Linked DNA regions of Homo sapiens: all the other regions are linked to region 1. A link is an interaction called in ENCODE POLR2A ChIA-PET data of the cell type or tissue named here. Cell type or tissue: HCT116. All regions are shown on one strand.

The links. ChIA-PET counts read pairs that join two places held together with the same protein. Peaks named below come from ENCODE experiments on the same cell type or tissue, not always from the same donor. Only the 100,000 strongest peaks of a DNase experiment are listed, where the experiment ranks them.
Region 2: POLR2A ChIA-PET joins it to region 1 with 7 read pairs; 7 of 35 experiments call an interaction of 5 or more read pairs at or near these places.
Region 3: POLR2A ChIA-PET joins it to region 1 with 7 read pairs; 3 of 35 experiments call an interaction of 5 or more read pairs at or near these places.

The regions. Positions count from the first base shown.
Region 1 is chr10:110,393,830-110,401,829 of GRCh38, forward strand. No RefSeq gene overlaps it. Among named protein-coding and RNA genes, the nearest start is that of SMNDC1, 93 kb to the left of the region's middle. RefSeq lists enhancers at 1,882-2,176, 1,945-2,194. In HCT116, no CTCF peak of the experiment used is centred here; DNase peaks (open chromatin) are centred at 2,132, 4,992 and 5,702; H3K4me3 peaks cover 3,089 bases; H3K27ac peaks cover 4,983 bases.
Region 2 is chr10:110,444,348-110,452,347 of GRCh38, forward strand. LOC105378482 (a long non-coding RNA gene) reads right to left here and starts at 3,089. Exons shown (of 4, transcript NR_188210.1): 1 at 2,748-3,089. It also overlaps the pseudogene HMGB3P5. In HCT116, no CTCF peak of the experiment used is centred here; a DNase peak (open chromatin) is centred at 3,155; H3K27ac peaks cover 884 bases.
Region 3 is chr10:110,613,229-110,621,228 of GRCh38, forward strand. No RefSeq gene overlaps it. Among named protein-coding and RNA genes, the nearest start is that of RBM20, 27 kb to the right of the region's middle. RefSeq lists an enhancer at 1,199-1,248. In HCT116, a CTCF peak has its summit at 327; no DNase peak of the experiment used is centred here.

The sequences.
Region 1 (8,000 bases):
AGCCCTGGCCCATGGAGTCTTCAGGCGATTCTCACAGCTCTCATGTTTCATACCCAGCAGCTTCACATCAGGCACTGCCTCTCATTTGGCCACTGATACTACCACTTGCACATAGGCGTGAGCACACACACACACGAGACCTCTACACACACAGACACACACATGCATACTCATGCCTAGATTCTTCCATCCCTGCATCTCAGCACTCCCCCTCCAAGCCCTGCAGGGGCGAGGGTGCTCTGGCTTCTGGGAAAGCAGCCCTGGGAGCAGACCCCATGCTTCCCGGAGGCAGGAGGATTCCCCTCCCGACCTGGCATCCCAGGACTCCCACCCTACCACTCCTGCCTGTCCCAATGCATGCTCCGGAAACCTCTGGGAATAGGCAATCAAACTCATCCTGGTTGGCCAATGTCCTGAAACCCCTTCAGTCATTATCAAATGGGGAAGGTTGGTCAATGTCTTGGGGAACGCAGTTTGGGCCTGGCCGGGTAGACGTAGCCCCTGGCTATCAACGTGTGCATCAAGGCAACTCATTTCCTCTGAGTTTACCCCTCTGTCTACAGGTCTATACAATGGAACTGTGGCTTTTCCTTAAACAGCCTTGGGCCCTGGCTGTTGTCCTCAGCCCCGGGCCACAGCCTCCTCTCTCCTGGGGCCTCCATCCTGGAAGCAGGGAGATGCCCAGGCAATGCGATGCCAGAGCTGGCCCGAGCTTATGAGTCCAGAGCTCCTAGCAAAAGCCTGGGGACGGGGGTGGGGGCAAGGCAGGCTGGGCAGGTCAGGCCTGGCTCCAGGAATGGGACACACTGCACCACAGATGTGCTTGGAAGGGGGCATTCAAGTAGGACCACCTGCCTGAAATGTCTTTCACTGCCAGTTATTTTACCATTAACACTCTCATCCCTTATCATCTGCCTGCTCAGATATCCTCCTACCTGCCTCCTGCAGGAGTCATCACATCCTACGAGACCTGTTCTTTCGGTCTTATATGATTGGCTTATATACACTGAAAAGCCAGGAAGTCGATCTGAATTTGGACAAAGATGGAAGCTCAGTAGATGTGATCTGGAATCCTCCTCTCTCTCTTAAACACACACACACACACACACACACACACACACACTCACTCACACACACACCCTCTTCTGCTCCTTTTTTCAAGGATTCCACTCTTAGATTCTCATAATCGTGACCAAAATGGCGGAGCCCACCTCCAGACTCCATCCTACAGCGGAACAACAGCCATGTAAAGAGAGGTCCTTGTGCCCAGCCACAGTCCCAGCGTTGATTTGGATTGGCCAGGACTCACTTTCGTGTGCCCTCAGGGTTCTGGAGAGTGGATTAGCCCTACTGAAGCACATATGGCCAGAGTTGGGGCCCATGGTTCTCCCCCAAAAAAATACGATCAATTTTACCAGAAGAAGGGGGAATGGGCCCAAGACAGGCAAAATAATGTCCACTGAAGTGGGGCTTTTCAAACTTTAATGAGCACACTCATCTCTTGGGGATCTTGTTTAAAAACGCAGATTCTGGTTCAGCAGGTTGGGGTAGGGCCTGAGAGTCTGCATTTTTGACAAGCTCCCAGGGGATGCTGATGCAGCTCCGCTGGGAACCCCATCCTGGACAGTGAGGGACCCAAAGCACCTTAAGACCTGGCCCCGAACACACTTCATGTATGTGCAATGTGCGAGGGGGACTGAAGTGCAGGTGGGCTTGGTGACCACCTCAGTCCTCCTTGAACCCCAGGGCCCAGATGCCCTCTTAGATGGTTTCTCACTGGCACCTGACAGGACAGGCAAGGCAAACCTTCTTTCTTATTCCTATTTGGCAGATAAGAAAACCGAGGCTGAAATAAACTCCGTAGCTCTCCCAAGTCATGCTAGGACAGGGGTTGAACTGGGTCCCAGTGACCCGGCTGCTCTGAAGGACAGTGCAGTCCTCCTAAGCCAACTCCCTCCTCTTAAGGGACAAAGAGCGGTAAGTCAGAGCCCTCACTAGAACCCCTCCCACTCTTAGGAAGGTGTTGAAGGGCTGCCAGGGAAAAAAGAAAGAAAAACAACTGCCTGACCTCTGTGTATCGGTCACACCACAGGACTGGAAATTCCCAGGCCACTGAGTAGAAAGCTGCGTCAGCCATGAGGTTTTACAGCCAGCATAGACCCAGGTGATCTCCTGGTTGTGATGCTTGTAAATCAAAGTTGCAAAGGGCAAAGGTCATGTGGGCAGCTCATGGGTTATTTTTAACCTTCTCTCCCTTATCAGTTTTCTCCTTCCTGCTCTCCAGGTGGTTATCGTTAACAGATATGTCTCACCCAGGGTGGGGCCCATCATACCTGGGCTCCAAGGAAAGAAATGAGGGTGTCCCTGGTCCCTGGCACCACCTGACAGAGTGGGGCTGGGCATTTGCAAGAGATTTTAAGGAGGCTCCTTTGTGGATCTCTGGGCTGGCACAAGAGGAAGATCATTCAGGGTGATCCAAATATGGAATGGGCTCCTGGAGAGGGAGGGAGTCCCCATCTGTTATGGGTTGCATTGTGTGACCCTCAAATTCATATGTTGGAGCTCCAACCCCTAGTACTTCAGAATATGACCTTATTTGGAAATAGGGTCTTTGTAGATGTCATTAGTTGAGTAGGTTGGGTCCCTAATCCAACATGATGGGTGTTGCTATTTTAGAGGAGAAATGTGGACCCTGGGAGAACAGCATGTGAGGACAAAGGCAGGGATAGAACCAGGGTGATGGAAAGCATAGAATTCATAACGCTTTTCAGCTATAGAAGCCACAGATCCCAAAAGATGGCCAGCAAACCTCCAGAAGCTAGAGGAGAGGCAGAGCCTCAGAAGGAACCAACACTTTGATTTTGGACTTCCAGTCAGAGACAATAAATTTCCAGAACTGTGAGACAATAAATTTCTATTATTAAAGCCACCCAATCTGTGGGGTTCTCTGTTGCAGCAGCTCTAATGATCTAATACACCATCTTTAGAGGTGTCTGCTGAGGCTGCGCTGCTACTTGGCAGGGATATTGTCCAGTAGAGACATTATGCTAGCCACGTATATAATTCAAAATTTTCTAGCCGGGCATGGTGGCGTGCACCTGTAGTCCCAGCTACATAGGAGGCTGAGGCGGGAGGATAACTTGAGCCCAGGGGTTCAAGGCCAGCTTTGGAAACATAGGGTGACCTTGTCTCTAAAAAAGAAAAACAAATAATAAGTAAAATAAAAATGTCTAGTAGCTACATTTAAAAAGCAAAAAGAAACAGATGAAATTACAGTTGACCCTTGAACAATGAGGGGATTAGGGGTGCCAACCCCTATGAGGTCAAAAATCCAAGTATAACTTTGACTCCCCCAAAACTTGACTATAACTAGCCTGCTATTGACCAGAAGCCTTGCCATTAAAAAAGAAAATGTTATTAAGAAAATTATAAGGAAGAGAAAATATATTTACTCTTCATTAAATGAAAGTGGTTCATCATAAAGGTCTTCATCCCTGGCGACTTCACATTGAATAGGCTGAGGAGGAAGAGGAGGGGTGGGTCTTGTCTCAGGGACAGCAGAGGTGGAAGAAAATCTGTGTATAAGTGGACCCTCTCAATTCAAACCGTGTTGTTCAAAGGTTAACCGTAATTTTAATGATAGATTTTATTTCATCCAATATATCCAAAATATTATTTCAACATGTAATAAGTACTAACAAGAGCTATAAATTAGATGTTTTATATATTTTTTGTTTGTTTCTTAGTAGGTCTGAAATCTGGTGTGTTGTTTACACATACGGTACAGCTCAGTTGGGACTGGCTACATTTCAAGCACTCACACGGCTAGCTACATTTCAGATACACGGCTAGCGGCCCACATGTTGAAGAGCGCAAGTTGAGTTTTTCTTCCCCTTTGTATCCATGTGGCTTCAGGTAATTTACTGAGCATGTTAGAGCTTCAGTTTCCTCACCCATAAGACGGGACAGTTTCTTCACCCATAAAATCAGGCAATAACGGACATACCTGTCTTCAGTGATTTCCTGGCATGGGGTCAACCTCCACAACCAAGCCCTGTAACTGTGGTACAGGCCTGTGGGCATCAGGCAGGATATTTAAAAACCTTCCCACTCCAAAGGATCACACAATTGCCTCATTCCTCGCTATGTTCATCTTGAACCCCCTTCACACTCAGACCTACCTCCAGCCTCCCCACTCAACCAACCTGAGTCCACCTCCTCCAGGAAGCCTTCCTAAGGTCCCAGCCCCCATTTAAAATTCCTAGAACACCTAGGGAGAGTCTCGCAATTTAACACTTAATTGTTCTGTGAATTGTGTTATTACTGTGAGTGAGGTTTTGAATTCCTTGAAGGCTGGGATGTGCCTCCTCTGTTTTCTCATCTGGCCTGGAGTTATGAGCCCGGTTCAGTTACTCAGTCAGGCAACACACCTTTATTGAGCACCTATCCCAAGTCAGCCACTGGGCCCTGCTGGACTTATAGTAGGTGCCAATTAATGGTGTGCAGGTTGATTTAGCTTTTTCTTTTCTTTTTCAGCCCAGCTCTTCTAAACTCCATAGGTTGACTTATCTATGCATACCTCTCAGAAGCCCTGGGAGAGATATTCTCCGGGCACCAGGACTCACTGCCCAAGCTCGAGTCGCTGTACCTCTGGGCCAGGGCAATGGAGGTCCTGGAACCTTCCAGGAAAAAGAGTTCAAAAGGTTTTGGCAGTGACCTTTTCCAGTGTGCTTCCCCCCAGGCAAAGAAAGGTTTTTCACTGCAGCCTGGGGATGGGCCTCAGGTAGGCACTTTACGAAGCCCAGGATGCCCAGGCTCAGGATGAGACACCATCCTCCCCTCCCCATTTCCCTCTTGCCTGGATGGCATCTTGTGACTTGTTTACTACAAGTCACATCCTGATAGAGGCCCCACTCGCTGGAAGGGGCAATGAATCACCAGCGTCTCCATGGGAATCACAACCCAGCTAGCCCAGCCCCACCCCTCCTAATCCACTGCCCTTACCCCACCCCCCAACACACACAAACAGTCATGTCCACTGGGTGAGCCTGCTAGGGCTGAGCCTGGCACGGGACAAGGAAAGGCTTGCCCAAACAAGAGGTCCCCGCCCACTTCTGCCTCCCTGAGCAGCAGCTCTCTCTTCTCCTGTCAGCTCTCGGACTGGACCACCCTCCATACAGATTACAGAGGGGGCATTTGTCCCCCAAGAGCCATCCCACACAAGACTTCCCTGCCACCTCCTCTCTTATTGGAGGTAAAAAACAAAACAAAACAAAAAACAAAACAAAAACTTGGGTTTATACCTGACTCTGATACCTCTGACTGTGTGGCTTTGATCAAGTTACTTAACCTCTCTGAACCTTAAATTCCTCAACCATAAAATGAGGATAGCAGTATTACCCAGACCACTGGGTTGGTTGTGAAGTTTAAATGAGAACATTCACATAGCATGCTTGGAATAGTGAGTGGCACACAGCAAGTGTGCCTGATAACTGATCCTTCATGATGGTGGTGATGAATATCATGGGCTTGTGTAGCACAGCAGGAGGCTCATTTGGCCACCAGAATGCACATTGCATTCTATTGCAAAGCTAGGAAACGTGATGTCAATCGTACCTGCATTTCCGGGATTTTGTAGCCTATGACTTTTGTTGAGGAATTTGTACCGATGCAGGGCAACTCATGCATTCTACAAATATGTACTGAGAACTCATTCATTCTACAAATATGTACTGTTAAGGAAGTGACGTGTTCTTGGCAGTCCCAAGAGCAGAACTGGGGGATGTGGATGAGAGGCTGTTCCTGGCAGCTTCCCAGACCCGTATCATTTGATTTGCAAAGGTTGCACATCAAATCATGAAAGTTCCTTTCATGATTTGCTGAGATGACGGCAGGTTCTTTGCCTATATATTGGGTCTAGTATGGACTGGAGGTGATGTCCAGGGAGGTGAGGCAGGAGGGGCCTGTGCCCAGGTCTTGAAGCAGTGTTGGTTTGGGCCATAGCTTCACCTCTTCCAAGTCTTGTGACCTTGGGAAAGTCAATTAGCTTTACAGAACCTCGGTTTCCTTCTCTGTTAAATGGGCATAGTAACACCTAGCCTGTGACCTCACAGGGTTGCCGTCAGCTCACATGTGTGAAAGATAGCCTCTTAATAGCTGTATTTTCCATTCATTCATTCATTCAGCCCTTACCTATCCACCCAACCATCCAAGATTATTTTGATTATCTACTATCTTTCAGTTACAATAGGAGGAGCTGGGTACAAAGGGAAACCCAGAAGACGTGGGGAAAATGCTGGCCACCAGGATTCCATAGCAGAGACAGTCCATCTTCCAGCCCTCCAGATGTCAATGTTGGGGCCAGCAGACAGGAGTCATCGAATAAGTTCTTGGGAGGGGACAACCCTTCTTCAATCCACTCCAGGTGACAAGTGGTTCCTTTGGTCTAGGTGAGAAGCAGCCCATCCTCTGGACAGGTGCCCAGGGTGGACCGTTCCCCTCTCTTGGACCCCAGCCAGCCTGCCCAGCCCTCCAGACTGAACTCTTGACCCTCTGTTTTTCCATATTTTGGCAGGAGATGGGCTCTGAAAGAAGATACCTGGCTGGGCTCCAGAGAGTATACCCACACTTCAGGCAGGAGGTAGGGAGGATGGGGCCCAGCCATGCTGTCTCCTTCTTTCAGAAAAATAATGCTTTTATGCAGGTCTCCCCCAGAAACCTCTGCTTAGTTTTCTTTGGACAGAACTGGACCATGTGCCTACTCCTCATTGCAAGGAAGCCTGGGAAAAAAGGAGCAGGATTATCATGATTGCTTAGACCAAAGGTTGCAAACTTTTTCTGGAAAGTTGTAGACAGGAAACATTTTAGGTTTTGTGGGTCATACAGTCTCTGTTGCAACTACTCAACTCTGCCTTTGTCACGCAAAAACAGTCATAGATAATATATAAACAAACGTATGTGGTTGTATTTAAATAAAACTTTATTTATGAACACTTAAACTTGAATTTCAGCTGGGTGCAGTGGCTCGCACCTGTAATCCCAGCAGTTTGGGAGGCCGAGGCAGGAGGATCACTTGAGGCCAGGAGTTTGAGACTAACCTAGGCAACATAGCAATACCCTGTCTCTATAAAAAAATAAAAATTATACATTGAAATTTTAAAAATCTTCAATATCATATAATTTTCATGTGTCACAAAATATTATTTTTATGTTTTCAACCATTTGAAACGTGTTAAAAACCATTTTAGCTCATGTACCATGTAAGAACAGGGGGCATTCAGATTTGGCACTCAGGCCGTAGTTTGCTGACCCTTGGCTTAGACCAGTCATAGTCCATTGCCTGGAGCTGGGTTCGCTGTCACTGTAAGGAAGGGTGTGTATGTGGCAGAAGGTGTAGCATAAGGGGGGCTGTGGGAGATGTATGACACAGGCAACTAACAGTATTCGTCAACAGCAGAGTTTGAATCCAAAGCATCCACTCAGCCTGTCATGGGGGTGCACGCTTGTATCCCAGCTACTCAGGCGTCTGAGGCAGGAGGATCGCTCGAGACCAGGAGTTCAACACCAGCCTGGGCAACAAAGCAAGACCCCCATCTCAAAACAAAACTGAAACCAAAAAAAGAAAAAGAAAAAAAGAAAAGACCCATTCACTCTTAGCCTCTGTGTTCATGTTCTCTTCTCAGCAACCTCCCTGTGCTGGGAAGGTGAGAGGGAGAAGGCATGCAATTAGGCATCGGGATTGTGGTGTCAGCTTTGCTATCAAGATGGCTCTGGCTGGGACACATGCCATGTCTCCTGAGGCATTCCAACAGCCTCTTCTCACCAAGGCCCCAGATGGGAGATCATAGGAGGGGGATGCAGGGAGGGGTCCCCAGGTGGCAAAGACTTCTCAGGAAGCTGAGAGGGGCTGGAGGTCCTGCCTCCCTCCCTCCCCATGGTGCACACCCCTGAGGTGTGGAGCAAGGGGTGGGGGTTTACCTCTGGCCCTGGATGGAGCAGGA
Region 2 (8,000 bases), 51 kb after region 1:
TGTGTGCCCAGGCCTTTCTGCATTGACACTGCCATTGAGTCCCCACAAGAATGAGGAAACTGAGGCTCAGCAAGGTAAAGTAACTTCCTGACATCTGTCCACTAGTCCAAGGCAGAGGAGCATTAGAAAATGAGTTCCTTGACCAGGCATGGTGGTTCACGCCTGTATTCCCAGCACTTTAGGAGGCCAAGGCGGGTGGATCACTTGAGTACAGGAGTTTGAGATCAGCCTGGGCAACACAGTGAGACCGTCTCTACAAAAAATTTTTTTAAATTAACTAGGCATGGTGGTGCATGCCTGTGGTCCCAGCTACTCTGGAGGCTGAGATGGGAGGATTGCTTGTGCCTGGGAGGTTGAGGCTGCAGTGAGCTATGACTGCACTGCTTCACTCCAGCATGCCTGGGTGACAGAGTGAGACCTCATCTCTAAAAAAAGAAAAAAAAGGAAAATAAAGGAAGAAGGAAGGAAGGAAAGAAAAAAAGAAAGAAAGAAAGAGAAAGGACTTTCCTCTGTTATTTTTTAAAATGCAGATCAACAGGGCAAAAAGCATAAAAACAGACAATCATGCCTAGAGAGAGCAATAGTTCTTAACCTCCGGGAGAAGCTTTTAAGAATAGGATGTACATAATGCATTTATAATGCTGATAAGTGCACTAAGCATTTTCTAGAGGGATATATAAGAAACCATTAGTAGCACAAACCTTTAGGAAGAGAAACGGAAGTGGGGAGGGAGCAGTGAGAGAATTTTGCTTCTCATTTTGTGTCTTTCTAGAACATGAATTATTTTCCATATGCATTTAAAAAGTGAAAACAAGGGGTTATCTGGACAGTAGGATTATGGGCCATTTTAATTTTCTTCTTGACTCTTTTCTGAACTAAAAAAGAAAAATATGATTTTAAAAAAACCTTACGAAGCTAATGAAAGCTATGGACCTAATCCCAATAAAATTTTACAGATATATTAATTCATATAATTAACAACCCTTTATAGGAAAGATTGGAGGGAATGATTATACTTAAAAGCCAGGCTAAAACAAGATTTTCATGACTAGAAGGATACATTCCTCTGATATCTATATTGAAGCTACTGTCATTAATAATTAAAAATGGAAAACAAAAACCTAGGCTAATGCGGTTTCTGGAACCAAGCATTTAATTTTACTTTGAGCCCCGTGCCTTATACAGAGCTTGAACAGAGGAGATGCTCAAAAAATCCATTGGTTAGTGGACATTTTGTGCTCACTGGATCCCGAAGCAGGTACCCAGTCAACACTTGTTAACAGAAACCAGTAGTCAAATACTATTGGTCCCAACCACTGTCCCTGGACCCCAGCTGGGACCCTTATCCAGGTGAGAGTCGGAGGAGTGTGGTCAGCCTTGGGCTGAGTTGTGAGATCCTCTCCCCTGCAATGGGGTGAGGGTAAGGAGAGCACTGACCACTGTCACTACCGAGTGTCTGGGAGTGGTGGACACAAGCAGGGTCTTCCTTTCCTGACTGCCCTTTTAATACAGTATGCAGAGGATGTGTGGACTCAGCCTCATTAAATATTTACTGCCTGTCCCCAGCCTACCTACCCTCCTCCAAACACGTGCAGGTGTACAGGTGAGCAGAGGCCAGGGCTGAAACTCTCGTTCTCACATCTCTCTAGGAGCCAGAATCCAACCCCCTAGGATTCCTTTCCTCAGACCCAGGATATGAAATCACACCCAGAACACTGTGGGCACACCATGGCCTCAAAGGCAACACACGTCCATGTGTTGGCACCATCTTCCTCCAAACCAGATGACTTTTCCAGCTTCCCTCTCTGACATAGCCCCACATTCGCCCCATCACTCAAGCTCAAGGCCTCCATTTCCTCCATCTGTACCCCACTACCCCCAGTCCCGTCTCCAGACACCAGATGTTAGGAGCACTTCCTTCGGCAGCAACCTCCAGCCTTCCATCCCCTCTATTCTCCCCAGCAGCCCTGCTACCAGCCAATCAGTGTTCATGTCTGGGCTATTGCAGTAGACTCCTAACTTGTTTTCCTGATCCCAGGCCGTCCACCTCCAATCCAGCCTGCACCAGATGAATTAGAGCAGAGCACTCTTTTCCTCCATGCATGGCACAGCCCAGAAACATCTGAGAGCTTCCCATTGGCTTCAGAATGAGAGTCTCACTTGCTCACCAGCATTCATTTAATTTAGCCAACACTTACATCATTCTGGGCCAGGTACTATTTATTCTAAGTGCTTTGCAACTATTCACTCATTTAAACTTTATAAAATGAATTTGGTACTGTTATGATCACTGTTTTACAGATGGAGAAACTGAGTCACAGAAGGGTTAAGTAACTTGTCAAGGTCCCAGCATTAGTAAGCAACAGAATTCAAATTTGAACCCAAGTAGTGTAGCTCCAGAGTCCTCATTCCTGTCTTTGGGCATTTGTGTCCAGAATGCTCCATGCCACTTCGCTGACTACTTTCCCAAGGCTGAGTGTCTCCTTCGCCTTTTCCAAGCTTCTCTTCCATTTCTAGTGGCTCAGCCCAAGGGCGAGACAAACTGATCTGAGTATGATTGCCTAGTCCTTTCCTTCCCATGAGGACTCCTTTGCTCTACCTTCCTCCTATGTGGACTGCCATCCACACCCCATCTCCAGCTCGTTCTTACCCTCTGTCCAGGCTGAGCTCTTCTCACTTCTCTGACACCTCCACCCTCCATTCTCAGTGGTCATGCACACCTCCCAAAACTTCCCCTCAGCCCTCACCTGGTGCTCTTGTCTAGTCTGTAGTATCAGTCGTCTTGTGGGGTCCGTAGAGATTCTATCTTTCTAGTTCCTTGAGGGTAATGAGAGAGCATGTTGCAATTCTCACTTATCTCCCCCAGTAGTCTGTTGCCAGAGGAAGCCGGAAGTAGCCAGAGGGAGCCAGAGGGACTAGTGAGACTGGACCAGTGAGGCAACCACAGGAAGGGACACAGAGTCAGCTAGGGGTAGGCTCTGCCTTCCTGGAAAAGGCCCTACACAGACTTGTTGGGCCATGCAAGGTGAGAAAGGATGGTCCCAAGATTCGGCTTCTGCCTGCCTCTTCCACAAAGCTCCTGGCACTCTGGCCTCCTCATTCCCATCCCAGGGCATCTGTGCCAAGAATGCTGTGTTCCCATGTTGCTGCAGAGCCAGATTCCTGTCTCACAGCAGATGCTGCCTGAGTCACTTCCTCTTTGAGGCCTTCCCTGACCACTCCGTCCAATTTGTTGCCATTTCTCTTCCCCTATCTCTAGAGCCTCTCTCTCAGCATTGCCTTGTTTTATTTTTCTTTTTAATACTTACCAGTTTCCAAAGATATGACTTGATTCCTCAACCATTGTCACCCACCACCCCAATTAAAATGTAAGTTTCATGAGACATATCTCCCTTGTTCACCTCTGAACCGTAGGTCCTCACACATGCCTGGCACAGAGTAAGCCACTGATAAATATTTATTGAATGAAAGAAAGTATGGCCAGGGTCAGTAGCTCACGCCTGTAATCCCAGCACTTTGAAAGACTGAGGCAGGAGGATTACTTGAGCCCAGGAGTTGGAGACCAGCCTGGGGAACATAGTGAGATCCCTGTCTTATTTTAAAAAAGAAAAAAAAAGAAAAAGAATGCATGAAGGACCAAATGAATGAATCTTGTTTGTTGCAAACCAATGCAGCCACACATGGGCCTGCGCTTCTCCTGTCTTTCTTTGGCTGGAAAAGACCATCTGTGTCCACAGGCAACTGCAACAAAGAACCTCATCCCAATGAGTGCTTTTGTCAAGATGCCAAAGAGGCCATGTGGGCAGATCTGGAGAGGTCAGGAAATAGGGACTAGGGATGAGAGTGGTCTTGGTCCCCAGAAATTCCCACTTAAGTGGAGATGAGCTGCAGAAACCCTTTTTTGGTTTTAATCTTAATGCAAATCTTTAAAATGTGTACATAATTTTTACCATTGTGGTAGGCAAAATAGCTTAATGTAGGCATAACTGCCTTAACCAACCATTTTCTTACTGAGCTCTCACATGAACCCTAAAAGGTAACTAGAAATCTGTTTTTAATGGAAGACATAGTTGAGGTTCAAAGATATTAAACTACTTGCCAAAAATTACTCAGTTCTAAATTTTGTCCTAGACCAGAACATTACCGAATGATGTTTGACCTCCTCACTCATATTGCAATGAGATCCTTTGTACAGAAGAGACCCTAAGTAGGGGTGGGAGAATATTGATAATATTTAACCCGTATTGAGCTATTTCTATGTGTCAGGCACTTTTCTGAGACACTTAAATATAGAAACTAATTTAATCCTGACAATGTCCTTTTAAGAAATGAACTCTTGTATGGGGTGGGACTGTGCAAGGTGGAGCAGCAACAGAGGTGAGGGCTCAGCAGGCAGTCACAGGATAGGGCTGTGGGAGCCAGGCCACTGAGGTTGGGGCTGACTGAACTCACGGACCTGATACTTTTCTCGAGAAACAAACCAGCTCAAAAGAAAAATGGCATTTGTTGCAACACAAGGAGCCGTGGTGGTTGACCAAACCACTCTGATGAAAAAGTACCTTCAGTTTGTGGTAGCTCTCACAGATGTAAATATAACTGATGAAACAAAGTTAAAAATCATGCAAGAAAGTATTTGCAAGCCTCATGGTGACCTCAAACCAAGAAACATGCAATGGATACACAAAAAATAAAAAGTAAGAAACTAAATCATATCACCAGAGAAAATCATCTTCAGTAGAAGAAGACAGGAAGGAAAGAAAGAAGAGAAAACCAGAAAACAACCAGAAAGCAAATAACAAAATGGCAGGAGTAAGTCCCTACTTTCAATAATAACACTGAATGTAAATGGACTAAACTCTCCAATCAAAAGACACAGATTGCTGGAATGGATGTAAAAACAAGACCCATTGATCTACTGCCTGCAAGAAACACACTTCACCTATAAAGACACAGACAGACTGAAAATAAAGAGATGGAAAAAGATATTCCATGCCAATGGAAACCAAAAAGAGCAGGAGTCACTATACTTATATCAGACAAAAACTATAAGAGACAAAGAAGACCACTATATAATGATAAAGGGGTCAATTTAGCAAGAGGATACAACAATTTAAAATGTATATGCACCCAACACTGGAGCACCTAAACATATAAAGGAAATATTATTAGAGCTAAAAACAGAGATAGACCCCAATACAATAATAGCTGGAGACTTCAACACCACTTTCAGCATTGGACAGATCTTCCAGACAGAAAATCAACAAAGAAAAATCAGACTTAATCTGCACTATAGACCAAATGGATCTAAGAGATATTTACAGAACATTTTATGCAAGAGCTGCAGAATATACATTCTTTTCCTCAGCACATGGATCATTCTCAAGGATAGACCATATGTTAGGTCACAAAATAAGTCTTAAAGCATTCAAAAAAGTTAAAATAATATCAAGCATCTACTCTGACCACAATGGAATAAAACTAGAAATTAATAACAAAAGGAATTTTGGAAACTATACAATATATGGAAATTAAACAATCTGTTGCTGAATGACCAGTGGGTCAATGAAGAAATTAAGAAGGAAATTGGGCCGGGTGTAGTGGCTCACACCTGTAATTCTAGCACTCTGGGAGGCCTACGTGGGCCAATTCCTTGAGCTCAGGAGTTCAAGACCAGCCTGGGCAACATGACAAAACCCTGTCACTACAAAAAATACAAAACTTAGCTGGGTGTGATGGCACATGCCTGTATTTCCTCCTGTATTCCCAGGGGGCTGAGGTGGGATGTTAAGGTTGCAGTGAGTCGAGATCACACCACCACACTCCAGCCTGGGTGGCAGAGCCAGACCCTATCTCAAAAAAAAAAAAAAAAAAAAGAAAAGAAAAGAAAAGAAAAGAAAAGAAAAGAAAAAAAGAAAGAAAGGAAAGAGAGAAAGAAAAAGAAAAAAGGAATGAAAAAACTTCTTGAAACAAATAATAATGGAAAAACAACATAACAAAACCTATGGGATACAGCAAAAGCAATACTAAGAGGGAAGTTTATAGCTAAAAGTGCCTACATTGAAAAAGAGGAAAAGCTTCAAATGAACAATCTAACAATGCAGCTTCAAAGACTATAAAAGCAAGAGCAAACCAAACCCAAAATTAGCAGAAGAAAAGAAATCATAAAGATCAGAACACAAATAAATAAAATTGAAATAAAAAAATACAAAAGATCAATGAAACAAAAAGTCGGTTTTTCAAAAAGTTAAACAAAATTGAGACTAGTGAACAATACAGTCAGGATGGCTAAAGATGACCCCACAAAACCAAAGAGCAAGATGTCTGCTTCTGCCTTTTTGTGTAGACGTGCAGAGAAGAACATAAAAAGAAAAACCCAGAAGTTCCTGTCAATTTTGCAGAATTTTCCAAGAAGTGCTCTGAGGGGTGGAAGACAATGTATGGGAAAGAGAAGTCTAAATTTGATGAAATGGCAAAGGTGGATAAAGTGCACTATGATCAGGAAAAGAAGGATTATGGACCAGCTAAGGGAGGCAGGAAGAAGAAGGATCCTAATGCCCCCAAAATGCCACCGTCTGGATTCTTCCTGTTCTATTCAGAATTCCGCTCCAAGATCAATTCCACAAAACCTAGCATCTCTATTGGTGATGCAGAAGAAAAAAAAAAAAAAAAAAAAGCTGAGTGAGATGTAGAGTAACTTAAATGACAGTGAAAAGCAGCCTTACGTCACTCAGGCGGCAAAGCTGAAGGAGAAGTATGATAAGGATGTTGCCGACTCTAAGTCGAAAGGAAAGTTTGATGGTGCAAAGTGTCCTGCTGAAGTTGCCCGGAAAAAGGTGGAAGAGGAAGGTGAAGAAGACAAGGAGGGAGAAAAGGAGGAGAAGGAGGAGGATGAATTAAAAAAAAAAAAAAAAAAAAAAAACCTGTTTATCTGTCTCCTTGTGAATACCTTAGAGTAGGGGAGGGCCGTAATTGACACATTTCTTATTTGAGAAGTGTCTGTTGCCCTCATTAGGTTTAATTACAAAATTTGATCACGATCATATTGTAGTCTCTCAAAGTGCTCTAGAAATTGTCGGTGGTTTACATGAAGTGGCCATGGGTGTCCAGAGCACCCTGAAACTGTATCAAAGTTGTACATATTTCCAAACATTTTTAAAATGAAAAGGCACTCTCATGTTCTCCTCACTCTGTGCACTTTGCGGTTGGTGTGACAAGGCATTTAAAGATGTTTCTGGCATTTTTTTTTTTTTAATTTGTAAGGTGGTCTTAACTATATGGTAATTGGCTGGAAACCTAAGTTATCAACTGTATATATCTATAGTTTGTAAAAAGAACAAAACGACCAAGACAAACTCTTGAAGCTCTTTGCTTGGGGTTGAGGCTGTGGGGAAGTTGCCTTTTGGAAGGGCCATAGCTCAGGGCATGCACTGTGAGGCTGGACCTGTTGCCTCTGCAGAGGGCATACATTTAGCTTCAGGTTGTCTTGTTTCTGTATATTGTGACACAGCATTCAGTGGCGCGATCTCAGCTCACTGCAACCTCCACCTCCCAGGTTCAAGTGATTCTCCTGCCTCAGCTTCTGGAGTAGCTGGGACTACTTTTTAAACAAACTGTAGAACTATTCATTATTAGCAAAGTGAAGAGCCACTGCATCAATGAAAGTTCAAGAACTTTCTGTACTTAAACACGGTTTGAAACGTTGAGTGTTTTGTTTTTTTTTTGTATGTTTGGAATGCTAAAATGTTTTTGAAGTTAAAGTCTTACATTTTAAAAAAAAGTTAAACAAAATTGACAAATCTTTAACCAGACTAAGAAACAAAGACAGAAGATACAAATAAATAAAATCAGAAATGAAAAAGGAGACATTACAACTGATACTTCAGAAATTTAAAGGATCATTAGTGGCTACTATGAGCAAGTATATGCCAATAAATTGGAAAATCTAGAATAAATGGACAAATTCCTAGATACATGCAATCTACCAAGATTAAATTGGGAAG
Region 3 (8,000 bases), 220 kb after region 1:
ATGAGCCACTGCACCCAGCCATAAGAGGGTTTTTAAGGAGACACTTGGGACATTTGACGTAGGGAGGTGTATTAGTCTATTCTCACACTGCCATGAAGGGAATACCTGAGACTGGGAAATTTATAAAGAAAAGAGGTTTAATTGACTCACAGTTCCACATGACTGGGGAGGCCTCAAGAAACTCACAATCACGGTGGAAAACACCTCTTCACAGGCTAGCAGAAGAGAGCCTAAGCACCCAGTGAAGCGGGGGAAGCCCCTTATAAAATCATCAGGTCTCGTGAGAACTAACTCACTATCACGAGAGCAGGATGGGGCAAAACCACCCCCATGAATCAATTATCTCCACCTGGTCCCTCCCACGAGATGTGGCGATTATGGGAACTACAAGATGGGATTTTGGTGGGAACACAGAGCCAACAATATCAGAAGGGATATGGATGTTGACAACTCAAAACAGTTCCAGGTAGCCAAGCTGTCAGACACATTAGGGCAGGTGCAGGGGTAACAATTTGCCGCAAGGCTAAAGGCTCTGCAATGTGTAAGACACACCCCTTTTCTGTGCCCCTGTACTCTATTTTAGCTCCAACAGACTTAGGTCTAAAGAACGTGCAAGGTCAGAACTCTCTTCCTCTTTTTTTTTTTTTTCCCTGCTTCTAGGGGTCAGAAAAAAACTCATTTCTGAATCAACCCTGTGCTTTTCCCCAGTTATTTTCCTGTCACTTTAAAAACAAATACCCATTGTCTTCTATTATTTTAGAGTGAAATGTCCCTTTAAGACCCTGTACTCTGTAAGTTCTGTGCTGGGGCCATGCCTATCCGTTTTTGTTTTTCTTATTTTTACCCAGTGTTTGTCGAATATACAGTAGCTGGCACTTACTGAGCACTGACTATGTGTCAGGCTCTATGCTGAGTAATTTCTGTTCTTTGTGGCAGACAAACCTCACAACAACCCTGAAAGAATTACTGTTCTCTGCATGTTCCAAAGGAGTGGACTACACCTTAAAGAGGTTATTACCCATCATGGCCATGCAGCTGTAAGTGGTGGAAGCCAGCTTCACCGCAGGCCTCGTCCACCTCAGAGGTCCACAATGACGGGGAGCCTCTCTGGCGATGAGTGAGTGTTCCACCTGTGGTAGGCTAGCTCCCACAATACCCTGGCTGCTTCGCCCCTCAGAGACTGCCCCACAGACGACTGCCGTCTTCACCATGGTTCTCTTTAACTAGATTCTACCCATAGAGAAATGAGGAATGGGTGCTGGAGAGAAGCTGCACTCTGTGGAGCCCAGTTCATCTGCCCCCGATCTCCCCACCCCGGGGTGAACCTAGTGGTGAGGTAAGATTCTGGAATAGCCTTGCCAGAACTTTGTCTAGAAATGTGTGCAGAACCCAGCGTACTATCTTGTTAGCAAACTGGAGAGGTTCTAATCTAAACCTACCCAGTCCTTGCCTCATTATCAAATTCACTTGAAAGAGTGATTTTTCTAGTCTCTCCCCTTGGAGATTCTACACTGGATCTCGGGCAGGGCCCAGGAGGGCCACAGGTGAGACCTGCTAACCAGGGAAATGTATTGACCTCAAAAAGTGGAGTTAGGTGGGCTAAAATTTTGACCTTTGGAAAGGATGGTTTGTGAACCTGGGAGACATCCTTTTTGAGGCATCTATACAAAAGAAAGCAGCAGAGATTTTTTGTTTTGTTTGTTTTTATCCAATGAGGAAAGTGGAATTTATCTTTGGTAAATAAACAGTGGCACAGCAACTGGGTATAGAGGGGAGTCTCTGAAACTGGCAGAATTTTAGACAGAAAGGCCCCCAAGCTGGAGGGCTGGGGTTACAGAGATGAGTGAGCCAATGTCTGCATCCTGACCAGCCACAGTAATGTGCTACTGCCCCATTTTACTTGGGGCTATTAAGCTCATTCCTTTCTTGAGTGGAGAGTAATTTTAAACCAGCCAGTTTGATTCATCAGCCTCCTTATTAGAAGAAACCTGAAGCTCACAGCTGATGAGTCTGTGCCAGCAGCAGCTCTGAGGGTGGGACTTGCTGGTAATCACAGCCCTGGTGGTGCAGATATGCTGCTGGGGGGCCTTATGGCTGCTCCTTGCCACCTGATACTGTCCTTGTACCAGTGGTTTCTAGGGTGCTTCTGTTAAAAGCTGCTGTGGTCACACATGAAGTGTGACCAACTCCATAGTTGTCTCCTCTAGCCCAGCCCACCAAGAAAAACCCTAATGGTCCCTGCCCAGCATTCAGAACTCAGACTTGAAGCATCCCTGATCTCTGAGTCCACACCAGGCCCTGTTCCAGTAGGAAGCCCCAGGTCTGGTCAGTCTGTCACAGGCCTCATTATGATTCAGCTTGCCTTCCAGAAGGCTTCCCACCCTGCTGCCTTCATTCCTGGACCTGAGGAGCTGCTCCTTGCAGTCTGCCATCTTCCATATTCACCCCCACCTCCTTCAAAAAACTCGTATCACCAAGACTTCTGGAACGTTCCTTTTACTACATGAGAATTTTTTTGAGGTTTCTTTTCTTTGAAACACTCTCTCATAGAGACCAGACTTCCTCATCCACCTTCTCTCTCAGGTTTAGGAAGAGGGACCAATGAGCTCCTGGCTTGGTGGCCACTTTGCTTGACCACTGTTGTTTAGCCATCACCTCTTCCAGTTCTGTCTGCTCCTCTCCCCCACCTCCCCCACACACCCCCACCCCACATATTCCCACCAGCATCCTCAGCACCATTTACTCAGGACACAGGGGCACTTCCTGCCTTAAGCTCAGTCTTCTTCTCCACCCTACAGCCTGTCATCCTTCACAGTGACTTCAACCTTCTTCCTCCCAATTTCCACCCTCAGAGGTCCTCTCACCCCAATTCTGACATCCTCTGGAAACTTGAGATCAGCGTTGAAGCATAATTTTTGCAAAGTTGAAATCATGATTCTCATACAGGCTATAGTGAGAATTTGTCAGGGACTTATTAATGAGGGAACCAGCAGGATGACAAAAGTTGTCTAGGACATTAACCTTTGGGCTTATCTTTTCTTTTCTTTCTTTCTTTTTTTTTTTTTTGAGATAGAGTCTCACTCTGTCACCCAGGCTGGAGTCAGTGGTGCAATCTTGGCTCACTGCAACCTCCACCTTCCAGGGTCAAGCGTTTCTCCTGCCTCAGCCTCCAGAGTAGCTGGGACTACAGGTGCCCACCACCATACCCAGCTAATTTTTGTATTTTTAGTAGAGAGGGGGTTTCACCATATTGGCCAGGCTGATCTTGAACTCCTGACCTCGTGATCCACCCACCTTAGCCTCCCAAAATGCGGGGATTATAGGTGTGAGCCACCGCGCCCGGCTCTGGGCTTATCTTTTCTAGCAGACAAGAGTCACTTCCAATTTACCAGCCTCTATTTCCCTGTAAGTTAACATCTCATTTACAGAGTCTGGGTCTAATCAGTAGAAAACAGTGGGTCAATTGAAGCTACTTTCCCCTGGAGAGTCAGATGACCCTTAGAGGGTCTGTTGGACCATGCTCTAGTGTGGCTTTGAAAGAACATCCAGTGAGCTTGTCATGTCTTTCCAAGTATTAGATACATTTCCAAAACATAGGAAGCTCCTCTGACCACCCACTTCAGGCCTCAGAGCATGGCCATGAGGAAGGCAGCTCATGGACTCTCAGGGTAGAAGGCAGGCCTGATAAGGAGCAGCTCAGGTCAAGGTCCATGTGTGTGTGGGATGGTGGGAAGGAAGGGAAAGTGTACAGGGAGTGGGGTTAGGGACCTGCACCATAGGGATGAATGATAGATTTGGGGAGTGACTCTTTGGTTTTATTCAACAATCATTTGGTAAGGACCTGAAATATAAAAACCTGTAAGTTTGATGCTTTGATTAACCAATTTTTCTGATGGGAAAACTGATTAGGAACAGGGTCGAGCATGGTGGCTTATGCTTGTAATCTCAGCTACTCAGGAGGCTGAGGCAGGAGGGTCACCTGAGTCCAGGAGTTCAAGACCAGCCTGGGCAAAGTGAAAAAAGTCTTGACAAAAAGTTAAAAAAAAATTATCCAGCTGTTGTGGTACACGCCTGTAGTCCCAGCTACTCGGGAGGCTAAGGCAGGAGGATCCCTTGAGCTCAGGAGTTGGAGGCTGCAGTGAGCCCTGATTGCAACACTGCACTCCAGTCTGGGCAACAGAGCGAGGCCCTGAGACTCTGAGACCCCATCTCTGAAAATAAAAATAGATTAGGAAAGAGTCACCAACTAAGCGGGAAAGACCAGTATTACCAGGCCTATGTGGGAGCTTCCACATCACTCCACACACTGACCCAACTGTGTGGGAGGCCGCTGAATGGGTGGTAGAGGTGACACTGGATGTGTGTGTGTGTCAGTACACACTGAACACTGAAGTGGGAGGTAGAAGGGACACTCTGTGTGTGTGAGTGTGTATTGTGTATAAACACACCCTGAGTGGGAGGTTGAGGTGACACTATGTCAGCATACGTATGTGTATGTGTGTGAGCACACACTGAAGTGGGAGGTAGAGGAGACACTCTGTGTGTGTGTGTGTGTGTGTGTGTGTGTGAGAGAGAGTGAGCGCACCCTGAGCGGAAGGTAGAGGTGGCACTGTGTGTGTGTACATGCTCATGTACTGGATGGGAGGTAGGAGGTGACTTCCTCCAGCAGCAGGTGCAGAGCCCAGGCCTGGTGTGGTCTGACACATCTAAACAAAGGCAACTGCAGGATTCCACACATCCTCACTGCAGGGCCCTCATTCCTGTCCTTCTTCAGCACCAGCTGCCTTGGACCCCAGGGAATGAGCTCAGCAAGCGGGGGCCACAGCAATGACAGCAGCTGGCACGGCCTTTGACAGATTTGTGCTCCAGCTTTAGCACTGTTCCCAGGAAGGATGGGTCTCTGCCCTCCTGTGGACTGGAAGGAGGAGGAGGAGGAGGTAGGGAGGGGGGTAGTCTGGGGCTTGTAATTGGATAGGAGGCTGTGATGGTGGCAGCTGTGGCAGGGGCCTGAGGAGGGGGCTTGGGTGGATGGAACGAGGTTGGGCCTGGGGTTTGGACTCATTCATCACCCTGGAGGCAGCTCTCCTGGGCACTGGAACTCTCACTCTCACGTCTACTCCAGAGTCCCTCATGTCACCCACACAGCCTGTGCAGGCATGATGTTTCCTAAGTGGGGAGAGCCCCAGGAAGCACCCACTCATCGAGGGAGACAATACACATAGACTCTGGAAAAAGGCGTGGGTTTTGAGTCTCAGCTGTGCAACTTGTTAGTTGTGTGGTCTTGGGCAAGTCTGTTAACCTTTGCCTCCATTTCCTCTCTGGTAAAATGGAGACATCACACGAAACTATCTAAAAAGGTGGCTTGAGAATTATGTGTGAACAGAGTGCCTTGCGTGCAGTGCTCGCTATGTGAGACTTAGGTTTAGCTTTTTGTGCCAGTTGGCAGCCAGGTTACCTTTGTAATATTTGGGGCTGGGTAAGTTTGCATGTACTCACTCTGGAATGGGCTCAACAGCAGCTCCTGAAGAGGGAAAGTTTTCCTACAGTTATTTATTATTGTGTAACAAACGTCACCAAAACTCAGGTAGATTAAAACAAGCACCATTTGATTGCATCTTATGAATTTGAAGATCGGAAATCCAGGCAGGACTCACTAATGAGTGGTGGTTGCCTAAGTGGGATGGAGAGGGCAGATGGACTGGAGGGCCCAAGACGGCATCGCTCCCGTGTCTGGTGTGTGTTTAGGGGAAGTGAGAAGGCTGGACTCAGAGATGCTGTCAGCCAGAGGCCTGCAAGTGAGTTCTCTGGCCTGGCGGTCTCAGCGTGGCTGGACTTCCTACATGGAAGCTCAGGTTTACAAGAGGGAGTGCTAACTAATGGCTAAAGTAGAAGCTGCTAAGCTGCTTATGACCTAGCCTTGGAAGTCCTAGAACATCACTTCCACATCATTCAATTTGTCAGGTGAGGTACTAAGCCCAACCTAGTTTCAAGCAGAGGGGAATTTGGCCCCACCTCTCCATGGAGGAATAGCCATGATTTTGCAGCCGTCTTTAATCTACCACAGCTACCCTCAACAAGGATCTTACAAAGTATTTCTCTGCATAGAATATTTCCAGGGCCATCTTGGGAGAGAACTAGATCAGTACTGGATCAGCCATCAGGAAACCTGGTGTTTGAATCCAGCCAACCATCACTTTGAGCTCCCATTACACTAAAGACCCTATGCCTGATGCTGGGAACTTGAAGGGAGGAAAGAGTGTGCTCCTGGTTTCTAGATCTCTGCCTGGATTTGCTTCTAATGTAGTGACCTCAGGCAAATCATATCCCTTCTTGGTGCCCACTTCCCTAGTGAGTAGGACAAGAAGGAGCATGGATTTGCTGCCCATGAGCCCTTTCCTAGCACCAGAGCCCTGTGAGGCTGACTGGCACTACTGGGGAAACAAAGAGACCTCCCTGGCCTCATGCCAACTTTCCAGCTGGTTCCAGAGGTGTCTATGCACCTCTCATCTTTAGCAAAGTCAGAGAAAAACAGCTTCACAAAGCTCCACAGGGAAGAGGTAACCTGGTCTGCCTAGAAGATTCTCAGCAGGACTTCTTTAAACTGCCAGCTCTCCCAGAACTCTGGAAGAATTGGATATACAAAAAGGGAATTCCTGGCCCTTTCTCAGCAACACTGAGACATAAAGCCCCACTTGCTCTGTGAACTCCAGTATGTTGAGGAATGAGATTTGCAAGTCTGGCTGAGCCAAGGTGTCAAGGGGGAGAGCCCCAGGCCATGTGGAGCCCCTCTACTCACTGGCTGTACACTGATCTCCTTGCCTGGAGAGGTCCCCAGAGCAGGCAATCAGTCCAGATGGGGATCTCCAGAAGGCTTAGCAGACCACCAAGGCCCCAGCCTCTCCCCTTCAAGACCACCCTGGAGTCTCAGATCCTCTGGGTATCTATGGGCCAGGCCATCCCAGTGAGGGAGTAGGGGAGCCAGGTTCTGACCACCAGTGGAGGAGGTGGGGGAAGGGAGTGTAGGCAGAGTGCTCTGGCCTGGAGCCAGGCTGTGGGATTTGCAATTATCCGGGGGCCTGTAAATACTTGGAGCCGCTTTTTAATCTTGAGGCCACGAGTAATTGAGCCAACTGTGTGTTGTATCCTACAGCTGGGCCCTGCTTCCTCCCACTCACAGACACACACACATTTATTTACACCTGTTACACACACACATACACACCCCATTTAGAGAGAGAGAAGTACCTTGTATGGAGTGTTTATACTCTGTGCTAGCTGTGCGTTAGGTGCTTTTCGTACAATATCTCATTTAATTGTTACATCAACTCTGTAAGGTGGGCCCTAATATCCCCATTTTGCAGAAAAAGAAACTGCCCCAATGGGAGGTAAAGTAACCTGCCTAAAGATCCACAGCTCATAAGTAGCAGAAAGAGGACTTGAGCCCCTATTCCCCTCCCTACTAGCTCAGGCCCTTCCATAGGCTCAGTCCAAGGCGGCTAGACATTGCCTGACATCACCTCTCTTTGGTATCTAATGGGGACATTGGACGTAAAAATGACTACACATCTAAAAGAAAAGGTTGATAAATTCTTTAAAAAAAAAAAGAAAAAAACCCTGCGTGGCCAAAAAGTACACCATAAGCGAAGCTAAAAGACAAGTGTCAAGCTAAGAAAAAAACATGCCATTGATATTAAGGCAAAAGGCTAATCTTCTTAATATATAAAGAGTTCCTATCATTTATATGAAATAATGCCAAAACAATTTTAAAAATAGGCAAAGGATAAAGACTCTTCAGAAAAAGAAATACAAATGGTTCTTAATAAAAAGATGTTCATCCTCACTTATAAAAAGAATAATACAAAGTTAAGCTATACTGACATTTACATTTGGCAAACAACTCAATTCCACATTATACAAAGAAATTCTACAATATAATCAGAAAAATACAGATAACTCAATTTTAATTTTCAAAATGGGCAAAAGGTCTCAAAAGCATTTCC